Regions from separate parts of the Homo sapiens genome. Here regions 1 and 2 are each linked to region 3. The links are chromatin loops, found by intact Hi-C in ENCODE. Cell type or tissue: endothelial cell of umbilical vein. All regions are shown on one strand. Links, peaks and the distances in the headings refer to the core of each region. The heading gives the core; the rest is flanking DNA.

Region 1 (6,215 bases), core at 431-5,430, 70 kb before region 3:
CCAGCACTTTGGGAGGCCGAGGCAGGCAGATCACCTGAGGTCAGGAGTTCGAGACCGGCCTGGCCAACATGGTGAAACCCCGTCTCTACTAAAAAAATACAAAAAGTAGCCAGGTGTGGTGGCAGGTGCCTGTAATCCCAGCTACTCAGGAGGCTGAGGCAGGAGAATCTCTTGAACCTGGGAGGCAGAGGTTGCAGTGAGCTGAGATCATGCCAGCCTAGGCATCAACAGCGAAACTCTATCCCAAATAAAAATAAAAAAAGCAATGACTGAAGTTTAGCAAACTCCTAAATTAAGACTTTTTCTGAGCCTTTCTCTGTAGCATGTATTTGCTACTAGAGGCAGGCAAGGTCATAACCTAGGGTGAGCTTTGGGTTATTAATTCAAAGACCCAGTGTCTAAATCCTCATCTGTAAAATGGGGACAAAATTATCTGAACTCCCAGTCACTGGATGTGGGGACCAGTGAGCCTGCTGGGTGTGAAAGCACGTTGGGAGCTGAAGATGGACCCTGCCTCACGGGCAGTGGGGGTTGTTATGTAGCACGATTCCTGAAGTGTGGGCCAAAGGAGCTGCCAGTGCCACATGAATTTGTGAGTGGTCGTCATGGGTGTGTGTCATGGAATAGAAGTGTTAATATTTAATATCTGGGCTAATAATTGTAATCATTGTTTGACACAAGAGAATGTACAAGATGATTTTACCCTATGAAGTAAATGAGTTTGTTTTTCTCCATTCTACAAACCAAGCAGTAAAAGTGCAGGTGGGTTAAATAATAGGCCTAAAGTCGAATCAACCATCGGAATGTAATTTGTTAAAACTTTGCCTTTTGTTCACAGCTTTTAGAGTTTTTCTTTTCTCATGGATCACATTTTTGGGAAGGGCTTCCCATCACCTCTATACCAGTAATAACAGCTGACATTTATTGAAGCTTGGTCTGTGCCGACACATTTTACAGATGAGAAAACTGAGCTAGAAATGTTAAGTAGTTTACCAGAGGTCATGTAGCTGGTGTGGAAGACCCATTTAAGTTTTGCTATCTTAATAACAGTAATAAAAGCATTAACATGTATTGGCTGTTTGCTAGGTGCCAGGCATCATGTTAAACAGTGTCATCTAGAACCTCATTTGGTATCACACTAAGCCTGCAAGGGAAGCCCTTGAAAATGTTATGCAGAGGGAGGACTCCTACCATCTCTCTTCTCTTGCAATGGATTTGCAAATACCTTTCTTTTGCCTTTCTTTTACCAGCTTGGAAACAGCAAATTTCCAGTGCCTCTTATGATACCAGCTTTTCCTGCTCTTGTTCTGTTACATTAATTATTTTGTTCTATTTATTAATTATTTTCCTGCTCTTGTTCTATTACATTAATTATTCTAATCCAGATGTTATGAATCGGCTGCCTGCAGTCTGAATTTGGCTTGCAGCCTTGTCCTGTTTCGGCCTTCAATGTATTACAAATGCATGGTTGAATTAGATGGCAATGTCTAAAAATTCAGGTGACCATATGTAAATCTGTATTTATGTTTTCTCATGAAAAATTGCATAATACACCTACCTGTTTGAGATAAAATGACTCACCCAATTAATGTGACCAGAAAACTTCTATAAGAACTTTGTACAAGTCAGAAGATGATGTGTGTTTTGTAGTTTAAATAAGTCTCCCCCTGCGTGGTATTCCTTTTCTTTGAGATAAGCCGCTAAGAAATAGTGAACATGACCTCTAAAAATACAACTCTAGACTGGGGTAGGAGATGTTGCTATCATTTCTTCCCCCACGCAGGATAAACTGAGTTTTTATGAGTAATATTTAAAATCACCATTCTTTCTTCCTCTCCCCATGTCTCTGCGTGGACCTAGTATTTAGGGACTCCTGAGAAGCACGTACATCTTATATCAATAACCGCCTGCCATGGAGGATGTGAGGAGGATCGTTATGACGTAATGCCATATCCTCAGAGCATGTATCATTTTTGCCGAAATTTGTTTGTTTCAAAGGTTTTTAACCAGATAGCACAATCACTTGGCTTCATGGCTTTCAAAATTGATGAGTTTGTACCTGCACAGTCGGGAATGGCAGGGTATGCCAACTGTGAACTTTATAGGTAGGATTTTTTTTTTTTTTTCTGTAATCATTGCTTACAGAACAGATTGCATCAGACTTTTTCTATACCTAGAAAATTATCATGTGGGAAGTTCAGGTTTCGCTTTTGTCCTGATGCCCCATCAGACCTTACAAGCTAAGCCTGCCCCATTCTAAAACCCAGGCTTTCTTTAAAGGACAAGTACAAGCTCTTTGTTTATTTGGTGTCTTGAGTTTCCAAGATATGCTCAAATTATGATTTCCCTAAGTATATTGCCTTGAAAATACCAGGAAAAAAACCTTCTTAGTCTTTTTATTTATGTTGGGAATTTCTCCTGGCATCTGTGATCAGTGCAAATAGATCATCTACACAATGATGAGAATTTCTGTTTGCATATTACCATTAGCTAGTTTTATATACTAAAAATGGACCTACATACCTGTTCTGTGAGGGAAGCAGGGACATGCTCCACTATTTATTGCAAGGAGATATTTTTCCAGAAACACCAGAAGGATGTCAAGAAAAGGTTGCTCTTGGTTCTTGTTTCTGTTATTCTGGGAATAAATAAAGGTAAAAAGAATTGTTTTTTCTGCCTAGCTGTAGTTTCAGAAATGGCATTAGACATGTGTTATTTCTGGAAATCTGTCCTTCACAGTGAAGTCATTTCTGGTGTCTACCGTTGGATTTTTTTTTTCCTAACTGACTAAGCAACACTTTTATTATTTTATTTTGTTAAACGAAGTGTTGACTCTGGATGTGGGTGTTCAGGACCTTAATTCTTTTCTGTTGGAGGTCATTGGACTGAGTTCAGTCCCAGCAGTGATAAGAGTTATAATGTTTTCTTGTTATGTTGCACGCTTTAGAAATAGTTCACAAAACACTTTTCACATCTTTATACTCTGCATACATGGATTTTTCTTGTTTGTTAGGTATTTTGGCTTGGGCTTGAGAGTCACCCTGGAACAAGCCTCTGGAAACTGTATTTACACATTTAAAAACAAAAAAAATCTTCCTGTGATAAACTCTAGGGCCAGCAGAGGTAGGTAGGACCTGGCCTGGGCAAGTGTCTTGTAATTTCCCTAGAGGCTGCAGCCTCAGGGAAATGCTGCTGGAGCTAGGTACAATAAGACTTTTTAAAAAGAATAACACTATCAAGTAAAAATTAAGTATTAATTGCAAAGTTAGAGCTTCAGAGCAAATCAACTTCCTGTAATAAGCAGCCCATTGAATTCTTTTCTGCCAAGAGCTCCTGCTCTCTGGGTCTGTGCATTCCAGCCATTCCAAGCTACTCACCAGTCTGTTCTCACATGCTTCAGTGTCTTAGTTCATTTTTTCCCTTTTTTATGTGTTATAAGTACTCTTTGAAGGTCCAGCCCCAAAACCATCTTAATAGAGAAACCATCTTAATAGAGAACTCCTTAACCCTTTTGTCAGAAGGGTTTCTCTGCCTGCCTGAACTAACTGTATATTTGTGTGTGTATCTGTTTGTTGAATACATCATAAATAGATTTTAATTCTTCTGCCTGGTGACATTTCCACTGGATTGCGTGCTTGCTGAAGGCAGGGACTTGGGTGGGTTCTTTCCATGCTCCTCCCAGTGGCTGGCTCCCTGTCATGCATATGTGAACCATAAGGGGCATGATTTGAGCTGGTAGAGATGATAGAGTCCCTTAGACTCTACCAGAGTCCAGATCGCACCACTGCACTCCAGCCTGGGTGACAGAGCTGGACTCTAGATAGCTTGGTCTGGAGTTCACAGGTCAAAGAGGGTAGCACCTTCTCCTTTACATCATTCTGCTGAAAGAAGCTAAGAATTAACATTTTAGGAAAAATACTTGCAAAGAGGGGAGGGATTTAGTGAGTAAAGACTCAATAAATAAAATACCTTAGTGACAGAATGTTTTAGGTGAAATAAGTCATATAAACTGCTTCGTGCTCACCTCGAAAGCACAATAAATGGGAGCTGTATGATCATATGGTAAGAGCTTAAGAATTGTCAGTGATAATCCCTGTCCTGTAGGCATTCATAGTCTACCAGATAATAGAGCATTTCTCTGAGGACGGAAGACTTTGGTTAAGTCAACCTGACAACCATAAAACATTAGAGGAAATAACTGTATTTTGTGGATAAGATTTTCTATGGGTAGAAATTCTTCTTTTGATTCTTCAGAGATGTTGATGGTTGCTTAGGAGCGCGCGTGCTTTAATGAATGTTATTTCTTTAATGGAATTTACTAGAGCTTCCAAGATATACTGCGTTTAACCTTCTTATAGTTTGTTAATGATTCCCAGCTCTTGCCTGGGCCTCTGCACTTTGGCTTCTGGATGTGTTTCTTTGGCTTAGTCATTACTTAATAGATTGAGGAGGAGAATCTTTCAGGGCATTAGATTTTCATGGCTATTTAAGGAGTTCAGATTTAAGTGTAAGGCTGGAATAAAGCTGATTGCTAGGAGGTTTTTGTATGATGCTCTCCATTTTAGAGGTTCTCACTAAGTGGATAGTGATGCCTGGTGCTGGGGTGCAAAGGAGCCGGGAGACTTTTTCCCAGAACGGAGGAGCAGTGTTGGTGCCCTTCTAGTCCCCAGATATGCAATTTAAATAAAGCCTTGCTAGATTCTCCCCTTGCAAATGCTTGCAGCCTACGCGTCCCCTGTTGCCTTGTTCCTCAGTATGGGACCCGTGAACCAGCACCAGCACCTGGGAGCTTGTTTGAAGTGCAGCATTTCAGGCCCCACCCAAGCCTTACTGAAGAGAAACTGCATCTCCACAAGGTCCCAGGGTGACTCAGATGCACATTCAAGTTTGAGAAGCAGTGTCCCTTCTAGAACTGCAAAAGGTAAAGCAGATCTTAGGGCTGCTAGCGTTCAAAAAATAGGATGCTTTTTATTTTTACGTAAGAGCAAAGCAACCTGTTAGTAAAGGGAAAAAATATTTTTTGTTGGGCTAAGCCATTATTTAAAACTTTATTTTGGAACTTCAAACATATAAAAATAGAGACTGGTATAATGAACCCCCATATACCTTTGTTTTTTCTGTAACCTCTACCCCACCGTGGATTATTTTAGATCAAACCTAGACGTATAATTTATCCCTAAATATATCTTTTTCCTTTTTTTGAATATTGTGGTAAAATACACATAGCATAAAATTACGATCTTCACAGTTTCTAAGTGTACAGTTTAGTAGTGTTAAGTACGTTCACATTTTTGTGCAATCAATTTCAAGAACTCTTTTCATCTTGTAAAACTGAAACTGTATAAATATTAAGCAACGTCTTTTTTCCTTTTGAACATACCATTTTCACTCTTCAAGAAAAGTTAACAATAGTTGGGTGTGGTGGCGTGTTCCTGCAGTCCTGGAGGCTGAGGTAAGAGGGTTGCTTGAATCCAGCAGTTTGAGGCTGCAGTGAGCTACGATGACATCACTGCACTTCACCCTGGGAAACAGAACGAGACTTTGTCTCTTAAAAAGTAAAGTTCATTGATATCGTCAAATGTCTGGTTAGTGTTCACATTTCCCAGAGTGGACAAAGAAACCGAAGAATTTGGTTCAGCGTCTTCTCGAAATGAATTGGTAGCCCTGTTTGTATAGTGAAGAATCTAGGGACAGTGGCGAAAGTGGGGATTTTTTTTTTTTCCTTTCCTTAACTTACAGCTTGACAGGATTTTAAATGAAGACTTTGTAATTTCCAGTCTTCTAATTTCAGAAAACAGAGTTTTACAGTAGAAGAACATGGACTTATGGATGAGAATGGAATCTGAATTAGTCATTGCTTCTTAGAATCAGGCAAGATATTTACTCTTTCGTTATTTTAGGTAAAAAGGTACTGTGAAAATTGAATTAAATTGGAATTAATGAACTAGAGTTATATTTCCAGCAAAGGTAAAATTCAAAAACGTAAGGGTTAGAAAAGCAAGTTGTAGAATGACTAGTACATGACACCATTTATTGAATGTTAAACAATAGTATAAATTGCTTATGAATCACACATATGGTAGAAGTATGAAATGTGCTTTAGAGTGACACACTCGTATTTCAGGATAGTAGTCATCTCTCTAAATGACAGCAGAGTGGAATGGAATAACTGTATCTGTAGCTTTCTTTTTTAAATTATTATTCAAAAGCCCGAA
Region 2 (6,603 bases), core at 575-5,574, 140 kb before region 3:
CATGAAAAAAATGCTCATCATCACTGGCCATCAGAGAAATGCAAATCAAAACCACAATGAGATACAATCTCACACCAGTTAGAATGGCAATCATGAAAATGTCAGGAAACAACAGGTGCTGGAGAGGATGTGGAGAAATAGGAACACTTTTACACTGTTGGTGGGACTGTAAACTAGTTCAACCATTGTGGAAGTCAGTGTGGCGATTCCTCAGGGATCTAGAACTAGAAATACCATTTGACCCAGCCATCCCATTACTGGGTATATACCCAAAGGACTATAAATCATGCTGCTATAAAGACACATGCACACGTATGTTTATTGCGGCATTATTCACAATAGCAAAGACTTGGAACCAACCCAAATGTCCAACAATGATGGACTGGATTAAGAAAATGTGGCACATATACACCATGGAATACTATGCAGCCATAAAAAATGATGAGTTCATGTCCTTTGTAGGGACATGGATGAAATTGGAAATCATCATTCTCAGTAAACTATCGCCAAGAACAAAAAACCAAACACTGCATATTCTCACTCATACGTGGGAATTGAACAATGAGAACACATGGACACAGGAAGGGGAACATCACACTCTGGGGACTGTTGTGGGGTGAGGGGAGGGGGGAGGGATAGCACTGGGAGATATACCTAATGCTAGATGACGAGTTAGTGGGTGCAGTGCACCAGCATGGTGCATGTATACATATGTAACTAACCTGCACATTGTGCACATGTACCCTAAAACTTAAAGTATAATAATAATAAATAAATAAATAAAAGAAAAAAATCTCCTTTCATCTTAGTAAATTCTATATAAAGTATTTAAGAATAAACTTGCATCCTCATGAGATACTGAGATATGCTGAGATCCTATCTTATCATTTTGACATTAATTACTAGAAAACTATGAATAAGAAAAATCTGTAACAACAGATGGTTATATGGTTAGACTCTGTGTCCCCACTCAAATCTCACCTTGAACTGTAATAATCCCCACATGTCAAGGGTGGGGCCAGGTGGAGATAATTGATTCATGGGGGCAGTTTCCCCCATACTGTTCTCGTGATGGTGAGTAAGTCTCATGAGATCTGATGGTTTATAAATGGGAGTTCCCCTGCACAAACTCTCTTTCCTGCCACCATGTAAGACATGTTTTTCTTCTCCTTTGCCTTCTAATCACGACTGTGAAGCCTCCCCAGCCATGTGGAACTGTGCGTCCATTAAATCTCTTTCCTTTATAAATTACCCAGTCTCAGGTATGTTTTTATTAGTAGCATAGGAATAGACTAATACAGATGGAGTAGGGCCAGGTTAGGGTAGCAGAAGTCTATGTAAACACAATGAGAGACTTGATGTAACAGAGGAATTTTAGGTGTCCTGGAAGTGTGTTTAAAAGATATCAAAGTCAAAGACTGTACTTTCAGGAGCAGTTCTGCAATGATTGGGCACCTGAGCAGGGTAACTGACAAATCAGCTATTACTGTAGGTACCAGCTAGTTCTCAGCTACAACTGGACTGGTGCTTGATCAGACAAAATGATGCCCACTGATTTGAGCTCAAAAGGATGACACTTACTGAAGATTGATATTCTACCTCAAATCCTTACTTAATGTCAGCAGGGACACAATTCATTTAACCTCGTAAGCGTTGGTAATTTATTATAACATTATTCAAAGCATTTTGCAGGACATTCTTGCCTCCTCCATTTATTTTTGACCCTAGACTGACAGAATCATTTTCTCTATCTTTCTTCCCACGCTCATTCTCCCCTTTCTCTTTCTCTTCCCTCTCGTTCTGAACAGACGGTTTTGATGTCAAGAGCTGGAGAAAGATGTGTACTGGTTGTTACCCGCTACTCAAAAATCAGACCTGAACAGGTAGTCAGGACATATCTTGAGCAATATGGAACCAAATTTTTTTCCCACTAAGTTTAAGCTAATTTTTCCTATGAGTGACAAAGAGGGACATTGATAAAGAAAACCCAAAAGTTACCACCAGAATCCATCTTGAGATCGCATTTTGATGCATTCTTTCCCAAATGTTGAAATGGGTGAATTTTAGAGTTTGACTCCTAGTAACATCTGTGAGAAATATAAATGAGATGTGAAATGAAAATAGTGAAAGGTGAGAGAGAAAAAATTAGGCCTTGAACTAAACAAAAACAGATTAATCAACTTCTAAAAGACGCAGAATGAACACATTTGAGCTACTACCTTGAGCCAGGCAGTGAGATAGGCACCTAATATAGATGAGACAGAGGATACCAAAAAGAATAAAGACTAATAAGTTGTGGCCACTCCCTTCCAAGATAGAACTTGAGCTGGGACTTGAAATATATGGTTTTGACAGTTAGCAAAGTGCAGTGTGGTCAGTCACACCAAAGCAGTAATATGCATATTACACCTGATGTCATAGACTCAAAAATGTAACTTTGACTCTTGATCATTTAGAGGCTGATTACCTAGACAGGTTTATAGTTTTTAGTCATCTTTGAATGTAAGCTTTTCTTTCTCTGTGACAGATTTTCATCATTCCAGGTTTGTACATATTTTGGAAATTTTGTGTAATCTTGAGTACTTTGCTTATTACAGCTAAAACTGGTTCTCCCAGCCAAAGTAATTTCCTCCCTCCTCTGTGCTTCCACAGAACTCTGTTCACACCTTTATAGAGCATAGATTACACTGTATATTAATTATCTGTTCTTTTCTGGCTCCTTCACTAGAATAAGCACTCCTTGCAGAAAGTGATTATATTTTCTTAAGACAGGAAAACATAGTGGTCAGGCTTTGGACTCTCCACTCATTCTTCCCAAGTTCAAATCCCTGCTCCACTATTTCCTATCTTGCTGTAGAACCTTGGCAAGTTATTTGTTAACCTCTCTCTGTTTCAGTTTCTTCCTTTGAATGATAATGAACCTACTTCATGAGGATGTATTGTGAATATTAGATAAATGCGGTACTTTCTACAGTGCTTAGCACATGTGAGGGATCAATAAATGCAGGCTGTTACCCTATAGCCCACAGTTCCTAGCATATGGTAAGTATTTAATACAAGTTCATAGAAATATTAAGTTAACAAATCATTTTACAAGAGCTGCCTACGTTGGGGAATAGTTTTAGTCTACTTTTCCTGCCAAAATTTCCTTTAGATAAAGAAAGAAATCCCCTTTCAGACATTCCGTGATGCTGGAGTGAGTCACTCATTTCCCTTTGGTTTGAGGGGGAAATGACGGTAACTGTTTCTTCCTCATCTTGCCCAGGAACTGCTGGACTCAGCTGAGAACTGAAGACAGGGAGTGACAGTTGAGGTGCAGCTGAAAGGGTCCCTGCCCTTGCAGTTCTCTGCGGGCTGTGAGCACATTGTACATGCTGGTGCTTTACTAAACACTTCACATGTATTAACTCATTTAACTCATACAACAAATCCTTGAGGTTGGTGTTACGAGTTTCATTTCACAATTGAGGAGATTGCAACACAGAGAGTTGACGTAACTGGCTCCAGATCACACAGCTACTAAATGGCAGGGCTGGGATAAGAACAGAGCTGTTACCAGAGTCTGTGCTTGTGGACAGCACCCAAGACTGCCTCCCTGATTACCTTCCTGTCACTGTCTCCCTGTTGTGTGGAAATCCTGTCATGGCAGGTTTTCTTATCTTCCTCTCCAACCAAACTGTGGGACTCTTGATGGTATGGCCCATAACCCCCCTGATTCCCCAGCTCCTGTCTTGGTGCCTCGCACACAGTTAATATACATTGAGGAAATGGATGAATAATTGCACACATTGAAAGCAGAGCTCTAGGCAGAAGATATTTTGTTGGATTTATGTGAAGAGATGGAAAGCAGAGAAATCACGTCTGCATCGGTTTCCTCTAACTGGTTGAGCTCCCAGTAGAAGATGCCTCACCTCTTTTAGATCCAATGGCTCTCAGATGATGAAACTGGAGTCTTCCTCTCCATAACCTTCATCAAAACATTTCAAACAAATCACCAAATAGGAATCATTTAGCTTGCCTTTTCCCACATTAGTTTCAGACTTCCATAAGGGCGTTCACTTCAGGCTCTAAACAGCCCCTTCGCCCATTTATTCCCTCCTGGCATGGTTTAATTTCCCCAAACTTTACCTGCCGTGCTAACTGAGGCTGCATACATCTGCAGAACTCTCCCCAAAGAAACAGTCCTCCACGGATGGAGATATATCACATCTAAGTATTGAGCTTGTGAACGTCTACCAAAAGAAGCTTTCCATACACAGGCCTTCATTTACCCCAGGGATTGAGGTGCTTTTCCTGCCTTGGGTGGCTTCTCTCCACACATCTGAGGGCAGAATTGGACTCTTTACTGAGCTACACTGTTGCCTAAAGATATCATTAAGAATTGAATAAGGGACCAGGCACAGCAGCACATGCCTGTAACCCCAGCAATTTGGGAGGCCGATGCAGGTGGATCACTTGAGCCCAGGAGTTTGAGACCAGCCTGGAAAATATGGCAAAATCCTGTAACTACAAAAAATACAAAAAAATTAGCCAGGTGTGGTGGTGCACCCCTGTTGTCCAAGCTATTCCGGAGGCTGCGATGGGAGAATCACTTAAGCCCAGGAGGCGGAGGTTATAGTGAGCCAAGATTGCATCACTGCACACCAGCCTGGGTGACAGAGTGAGACCCTATCTCAAAAAAAAAAAAAAGAAAAAAGAAAAAAAATTTGTAAAAGGATTAAAGATTGAGTCCAGGATATTTTCCTGAAGAATAAAGTGCAGTTTGTAGCCAGGAATTGGAGTGCTTACAATGGGTTTTCTGTGGGCTCAAATTACATTTTCTCAACAATCTCTGTCACTTCATCTGAGAAATCATCTGAACCATCCCTGCTCAGGTTAAGGTTTTCTTTCTTTCCGAATTCCTATGACCACACAACTGTGACACAGAATTCCCTCCAAACAACATACACATACACACTTACACAAACAGATACACATACATGCACACACACATAGACATGCACACTTACACACAGACACACACACACAGACTGTAATCTGTTCCAAAAGCAGCTAGATCTTAGGGCTCACTCAAGTAATTTTCATACACTTGAACATAAAGCAAAGAAATCGCACAATTTAGTAGTGTGTGCATTCTTTGGGTCACTATATAAGCCATTTCTATCATCTGCTCATCACTCTTCACTAGAGTGAGAACCCCTTCATAAAGTTGAGTTGTTTTAATGCAACATTAAGAAAGTATGTCAGTGTTACTTAATTTATGAAAAAAAGAAAATAGCAATTCACTTCTCTGTTTAAAAAAATTGCCCTGCTCCTCTATGGCTTACTGACAGTAAAAAAATGAAAACGACCTGACCCATTCCTTTCTCCTGGTATCATCAACCTTCTTTTGTTCATCAAATATTTATTGACCCTCAATGTGCAGAGCGCAGATACTGTAATACTTCTTACCTATTATTCTGAATAGCCAACTTGGAGATAGAAGTAAAAGTGAATTCATATTAATAATGAATTAAAACTAATATTCAAGGGAGAGGTTGTACCCTAACAGGAAAATTTAGAAAAACTCATGGGATTATCTATACCAGTAGTTTTCTAAAAATTTCTTTAGCTTCAAAAACTCTTCGCATAAAATTTTAATTGGGAGCTCACTACATCAAATGAAGGTCATATTCTAATTGAGGTGGCTGAACTTGCCAGAGGAGTCAAGATCGGTCAGCATCTTCAGACCACATCATGGAGTGCAGTCGGGTCTAATCCTCTTATCCGTACCCATGAGAAGTTGTGCTCACCTGCTGAATTGCAGGTTCCCTTATTGTAATAGGCTGTCTTTAATGCCATGAATAGTCTATAGACTTTAAACCCTGGAATCCTGACTCCTTGTCCTTGGCCCCATTTGCCAACAAAATGTCTAATTAGGACAACCACTATTCTTCTCAGAATTTAGAGTTTGTGGGTCTGGGCATGGTGGCTCATGCCTATAATCCCAACACTTTGGGGGGCCAAGGCCAGCAGATCACTTGAGCTCAAGAGTTTGAGACCAGCCTAGGCAACATGGTGAAACCCCATCTCTACAAAAGATACAAGAATTAGCTGGGCATGGTGGCATGTGCCTATAGTCCCAGCTACTTGGGAGGCCCAGGCAGGAGGATCACTTGAGCCCAGGAGGCAGAGGTTGCAGTGAGCTGTGATTGCACCACTGCACTCCAGCCTGGATGACAGAGTGAGAGCCTGCCTAAAAAAAAAAAAACAAACAAAACAAACAAACAAAAATTAGAGCATGTGTCTGTGAATCAAGATATCTTCTTGAACCCAGTAGAAAATGTCTATCGTGAAGCATTTTAATGGGACTGGATGACAAAAATAAACAGTTCAATATATGCAACTGAGATAGCTGGCTAGCCATATGCAGAAAAATGAAAATGGACCCCTACCTTTCACTATACATGAAAAATAACTCAAGATGGATTAAAGACTTAAATGTAAGACCTCAAACTATAAGGATACTAGAAGGAAACCCAGGAAACACCATTTTGGACATTGATCTTGGGAAATAATTTGTGACTAAGTCCTCAAAAGCAATGGCAACAAAAGCAAAAATTG
Region 3 (6,603 bases), core at 653-5,652:
GTGGGAGGAATAAAGTTACTTGGTGAGTTCCTATACTATTAATGAAGTCTCTGCCTCCATGCCTGTTGAGACTGGTATCTGAGGTGAACTCCTGTCACCTTTTCTGTTGAATCTTATTTTGGGGAGAAACCAGTAATTGAAGTGAAACAGTGTAAGTGACTCTCCAATGTATCACAAGCTCTCTTCAACTCAATTTAGAAACATCTCTTATTAGGAATGAAAACTTTAAGCAGATGCCCCATTCCAACCTCCCACCCCCACCCCGCCTTTTTTCTGTTGGACTGTTATGCTTGTTTGTGGCACATTTAATTAGCTTCTCAGGGACTTGCTGTGAATAATAGCTCCCTCACATTTAGAAATGCGATAGGTATACACTTGTTTGTTTAGAATCAGATCACGTATTTCCATGTAAAGATATTTCAAATAATGCCTGGGTTCACAGGTGCCATTTTAACTCAGTTTGCAACCGGAATGCAGTACTCATCCTATTATCTTGGGTTTGGGGAGTAGGAGGCTGTATAGGAGGGGAGGGAAAGGAAGAGGAAGAGAAAAAAATTGAGCACAGTTTTGAAATTGACAAAGGGTTTCCTGGGTGCTGCCTCTTGCTGCCTCCCTGTCTCCTACTTCTGTCCTCAGGACCTTCCAGGACCCTGACGGCCCATCATGGCACTTTGTAGACCTCCAAATCACTCAGTCAACTCTGAATCCAACTCCCACTGTGGCAGGGCTGGTGTTCTTTGCTGCGTTAAGAATGTTGTTCTCCAATTCCAGACATTTAAACCAAAGAGTAAATGTTAATTAGCGCCTTAACTTCCAGAAAGCAATTTCCAGTTTCCCTTTTAATCGTGACAATGAACCTAATTGGTAGAATTAGGCAAGAAGAGAGGGAAGGGGCAGAAAATTCTGGACTGAGAACTTGCCTCTAGGTTTGGTGCTCCCTGCTTGTGCCTGGATCTCCCAGCTTCCTTCATTTCTGGATCCCATAGTGTTTGAAAGCTGCAGGTGCTCTGCGGTCTCCCAGGGCAATAGCGAAGTTGTGAGATGAGGTTGAGGAATGAGGTGGGAGCAGGTGTGGATAGTTCACACTACTGACCTGGATGAAATGTTTGTGAGTCAACCCTACCTTTGGAGTCAGAGAGCTTGGTTCAGCTATCAGATCCACTGACTATGTAACTTTGAGCATTTATTTAACCTCAAGGTCTTCATCATAAGAGGGCATTATAAAGATTAATAACAATTCACAAGAAACCTTTTGGCCCAAAGTAGGTGCCCAGTAAATGAGTGATGTTATTAAGAGCCCAGGTGGTGGTGGATAGTGACATTAGCAATATCAGGAAGGCAGCAGCATTAGTCAAATAAACGATGTGTTCATTGTTATTTGAAGGGTACGTAATGTTCTGTTTGTTTGTTTAAAATGGATTTGTGAGGGATGGGTGTGAAGGATGGCTTGAGGCCAGGAGTTCGGGACTAGCCTCAGCAACATAGCGAGACCTCATCTCTACAAAAAATATATATAAAAAAAAGCTGGGTGTGGTGGCACCGCCTGTAGTCCTGATTACTCAAAAGGCTGAGGTGAGAGGATTGCTTGAGCCCAAGAGTTTGAGGCTGGAGTGAGCCGTGATCACACCGTTGCATTTCAGCCTGGGTGACAGAGCGAGCCCCTGTGTCAGAAAATAAGATTTGGGGGGATGGAAAACAGGGTGGAGCGCGAGTTAGGTAGTCAGAAGTTGTACCTCCAGATGCTGGCTGAACGAGGCAGCGGAGCATCTGTGAGGAGGTTGGGCCTTTGCAGAGAGAGCCCGGGGCGGGACGCCGGAGGAATATTTGACACAGTCTGAGTGGCCGCTACGCAGACGCTTTCATCAGCAGTCATTCCTCGTCTGTCTATAGGCGAGAATCAATAACAGAAGAAAAAGGTGACAAATCATTCATTGCCCAGAGACTGGCTGTAAATCCAGTGCCTGTTATTTTCTTTCTAATCATTTTAACAAAACTTCTGTACGAGTCCTTTCCCTGCAACACAGAACCTCATCCCTGGACTTTGAAAGGCCTTTGGAAAGATCTGAAATTACATTTTGTATTATCCGAAGTTGTTATCTCGGGGGAGTTAAAGGTCTACTTTGCTCTTTGTGCTTAAGTTAGATCAGCGTTCATAATGTCATAGTTTTCTTTTTTACAATCTGTTTCATGATACTCATAAATTTTAGAGAAATCTGTCTGAAGGTTCTGCATACACCTCTGTGTGTTTCTGGGGGGTGTGTACTTTTATACATCTTAGCTCTGACTTGCTGTTATACAAACTCACTCTTAATATCGCATCTCCCTCCCCTTTCTCTCCCCACAGAAACACAAACACACTTATTTATGTATAGAGTCCTGAAAGTCAGAAAGGACATTAAAAACCATGTATTCCACCCAACTTACTTGGTAGCCAAGGAAACAGAAACCTAGGGAGAGGAGCTGATTCCCCTACCCCCTTGTAGGGAGCACCAGGACTAGGCCCTGGGTGTCCTGCTTCAGGTTCAGAGCTTGGGATGCAGAGCTTGTCCCCAGAGCAGGAGCTGCAGGGCCTGCTCTCCAAGCTGCCTGCACTTTCACAGATGGATGTCAGGTGCCTCCCAAGCTGGAGTACCTGGAAATGGGTAAAAATAGTTGAACAAGTGAGTACAGTTGGCGAAAAGTAAAGTCTTTTTAGACAGCTTTGGAATGATTAGAGAGGGGACTTGGGGACCACTCCAGCAGTGGTCTGCATAGAAGATCTTTTGTAAGCACTGATTTATTTTTCTGCTGAGGGGCCAGCCTCAGGCAGAATTGGGAAATAGGCAGCTTGATATGATGCAGTGATTTTCTAACCCTTTCTCCATCTCCCTTTTAAAACTATAGGACTCTTCCCTCAAATAGAAGCATAAGAGGAAGCCCAATAAGTAAAACCGATCCAAGTGGTCGAAGCGGGGGTGGGAGGCCCAGGTTCTGCTCACTTGACTGTCACATTCTTTCCTTGCACTTCATCTTCCACCTTCACCCTCCACTAATTACAGGGCTTCTCCGGAGGCCCAGCCCTTGTGCTAGGTTTGGAAACCACCCTTGCCGTGAAAAGCCAGTGTTTTGGATTCAGGCAACCCTGTGTTAGTCACCGTGGGCAAACCCCTTCACCACTGAGCCTGACTTTCTTTTCTTGTCAATTGAGGATTAAGTCTCAAAGATTTTTGCATGTAAATCTTAATATATAACTGGGCCTTAGCAGATACTCTGTAAACATTGATTCCTATCTCTCTTTTCTTCTCCCTTCACTTTTGCCCCCGGATGGCCTCTCCCTCTTCAGGAGCCCTGGGATCTAGCATTCTTCAGACATGCTCAGCTCTCCAGGAAAACTATGAGTCACTTATATTCCAGGTCAGGTCAGCCTGTCTTGCCCAAGAGCATTTCCATTGGCAGTTCAGATTCTAGCAAAAAAAAAACTCAATTCCTGCCTCTCGGATATTCAGTTAATTGAGAACTGGCTCAAACAATTGACATTCAAGGGAACTGTATTGAGGGACCTTGTCATCATTCATTTATTAAGACCAGCAGTTGGCCTTCTATCTCCAGTTAAGTTGAGCACTGGTCTAGGCACTTATATAACAATATAGTATATATATTCCTTAAAATCCTCATATTCTGCATAATTGCATTAAAAAAACCAGCATGACTTATAGGAAAAGCAGAGTTATGACCATATCCCCCAAAACCTATTTGACTTTGTAACCAGGACATTAACAAAAGCAAAAGAAACACGAAAAGATAAAGAAATACCACTCTAAAAAGGACTTTACCTTTAAAAATGGTTGAAGATGGCTTGATGGATTGTAAGGAAAAGTTGTTGAATTTTGGAGACAAGGATACAATGAAGTAAGATCATAGGCAACAATACAAAAAGAAAAGCCACATACTTTCTGAACCAAGAACCACATGTCTGTCTGAGCTGAGAACTCTGTGACTTGCTGTATTCTGTGTTTGAGTACATTTTTTTTAGCTGCTAGTTCTTGATTGTACAAAATATTAGCATTCTAGGAAAATTGCATGTGAAAGCAATCCAACTTTTAATTGTGCTGACATCATTTTCCTATCTGCCAGTCCTGTACAAGCAGTTCATGTTACAGTGACATATTCTGTAGTAGGTCAGACTGTTTCTAGATATCAGTGGCCTAAACCCCAGACACAGAACACAGGGGGATGCAGGTGAATAAGGCTCCGTTCCTGTCTTCAAAAAACTCATGGTCTCATGTGAGACATGAGAATGAGCTCAAATAGCTGTAGTACAAATGCTGTATGAAGGGGGACAGGAAATAATTTGTATGATTGTGGAGTAAGGTTAGGAGGCAAAAGCTTTTAGGTGGGTAGAATTGGCAGGATTTCAGCAGGCAAGGAGGGAGGGCACACTGAAGAGAACAAGTAGAGGCTTGGGGACTGGAAAACACTGGACATATTTGGGGGACTAGCATATTGTGGGGGATCCGTTTGGGGGCTGGGGCCAATTAAGAACATAAGGGAGCAGTTAAGACAGGGACGAAAATGGAGATTGGCCTCAGAGTGGGGGAGGCCTTGGCTATGGAGATGGGGGCACCGTGGAAGGATTTTGAGCAGGTGAGTGATGTGATTAGAGCCCATCCTTCAAGAAGCTCCTTCTGGCAGCCTATGCTGGGTGCGGTGGTGGGAACAGAGTGTAGTTCGGAGGTATTGCAGTTGTCCCTGTGAGAGATGTGAGGACCCTGGCTGGACTGTTACAGTGACACACAGTGGCATGGGGTGTGCAGGAAGGACACTACACCACAAACATTTTAAGGACAGAATCTGAAGTATTTGTCAACTGAGTGATGGTGCAGGGCTCTGGTGGTACCTGTTTAATGATGACAGATTTACTGTTTGCAGTGATGCTAGCTGTCATGATTGAGTCCTGTAAAAGATTATATTAAGCTAAAACTAACTGTAAAAATCAGTATATCTGTTTCTTTCCCTTCCTTTCTCTCACTTCTTTCCCTTCTTCCTTCCCTCCTTCCCTCCTTCCCTCTCTCCTATCTACCAGGTGCTTTGTGTTAACTTTTCATTCAGAGTGTTTTCTGTCCCTTACAAAGCTGACAGAGTTGTCAAGAGGTTTCACCCACTCAACCCACATTACTTGACACACAGTTACTTGCATTACAAAGCACTGCATGAGGAGCTCTTGGTAATAAAGGGGTGACTCAAACACAGATCCTCCCCTCCAGGGTCACGTCTGTGCTGTTGAATGTTGAACCACATGACTACATTACTAAATAAAAACTAAAATTAAAAGAAAAACAGGGAGGGAAGTGATAGAATAGATAGAAAAAGTATTGGAATATTTATTTTTAAAAGTCACATGCCCAAATAACAGGATAAAGACGAGTGTTATTCATTAACCTACAGAAGTGTGAACAGAATGTGATTTTAAAAATACAATTACATTTTCTCAGGATTGCAAAGTTCCAGAAACTCTGCTTGGAGCTTTATGTAACTGTTTCAATTAAGTGTCCCAAGAACCTTATGAGAAAGATGATATTACCCCCATTTTTTTTTTAATGGGGAAACTGAAGTTTCAGAAAGTCAAGTAACTTATCCAGATGCCACACAGCTAATAAATCATGAAGCTAAGGTCCACATTCAAGCGTGCCTGTATCCTAAATTAATAATCTTTCTATCACGGCATCCACATCATCCTTTCTGGCATCCTTCTTTTCTGTCTTCCTTGTTCACCTCAAAGCTGTGAATCTTACCAACGACGATGTGACATCCCATCGTGACAGTAGAATTGCTGCAAACAGCATGTGGGCATTTGAAATTCACCGGCAAGAAGCACTGTGTTCTCACTCACTTTGAAAGCATACCAGTAAAATCAGGTATTAATTTTAAAAATTTATGTTCAACCTCAGGCCTTACTTTTTGGGTTGCAGCCAGTCCAGCAACTAAAGAAAAATTAGGAAGGCATGACCTCTAGTGGAAAGACTGAAAACTTCATGTGATTTTACTGGAGAGTTTCTCCTCAAACCACCTCTTGTTAGACTGGAATTATGGAATTTTTCATCTGAAAGTTACTGTCATAACAAGACTTGGGTCTGTGTACAAAATGTCATTTTTGTCACTATCTTAAAAATGGGATTTTTGCATCTCACAATCGTAGCACACCTGAGTCCTTTAATAACCTTTCTCAAGTCGGAACCATCTTTTTTTTTAAAAAAAAAAATTGTCCTCTCGTCTTTTTGCCACTTCACTATAAAACCCAAACTGGACTTTTGGAAGGGACACAATATAAATACAGCTGTCTGCATTTAATCTGTCGTCGTCTCTCAATTCAACCCTGGGACAATTGATAGCTTTGGAAATTGTACACCTCTATTCAAACTGTGTGATCTTTGGTTTTGAGAACTGAGCTGTAATTGTGCCCATCACTGCAGGTTTATTGCTTGGCTGCCAAGTCAGCTCCACACTTGATACTCACTGACCCATATATGTGCTCCCAAGCCAAGTGTGGTATGGGCGCCAATTGTCCTTAAGGATTCGGCTGGTGATGCAATCACTTTATCTATGCTTGAGATTGAATAGAGGACA

Evidence for each region. A loop is a pair of places that touch in the nucleus more often than their neighbours do. Peaks named below come from ENCODE experiments on the same cell type or tissue, not always from the same donor. Only the 100,000 strongest peaks of a DNase experiment are listed, where the experiment ranks them.
Region 1: a loop joins it to region 3, with 3 times the contacts of the local background. A loop is called at or near these places in 13 of 110 quality-filtered maps.
Region 2: it touches region 3 in a loop (4-fold over the local background); 2 of 110 quality-filtered maps call a loop at or near these places.

The regions. Positions count from the first base shown.
Region 1 is chr3:192,886,498-192,892,712 of GRCh38, reverse strand. The region is part of intron 1 of MB21D2 (Mab-21 domain containing 2); the gene reads left to right. Among named protein-coding and RNA genes, the nearest start is that of MB21D2, 28 kb to the left of the region's middle. In endothelial cell of umbilical vein, for the core only: no CTCF peak of the experiment used is centred there; DNase peaks (open chromatin) are centred at 2,832 and 3,342; H3K27ac peaks cover 3,285 bases.
Region 2 is chr3:192,954,475-192,961,077 of GRCh38, reverse strand. No RefSeq gene overlaps it. Among named protein-coding and RNA genes, the nearest start is that of MB21D2, 40 kb to the right of the region's middle. In endothelial cell of umbilical vein, for the core only: no CTCF peak of the experiment used is centred there; a DNase peak (open chromatin) is centred at 3,207; H3K27ac peaks cover 1,933 bases.
Region 3 is chr3:192,815,848-192,822,450 of GRCh38, reverse strand. The region is part of intron 1 of MB21D2 (Mab-21 domain containing 2); the gene reads left to right. Among named protein-coding and RNA genes, the nearest start is that of FGF12, 92 kb to the right of the region's middle. In endothelial cell of umbilical vein, for the core only: no CTCF peak of the experiment used is centred there; a DNase peak (open chromatin) is centred at 3,290; H3K27ac peaks cover 1,104 bases.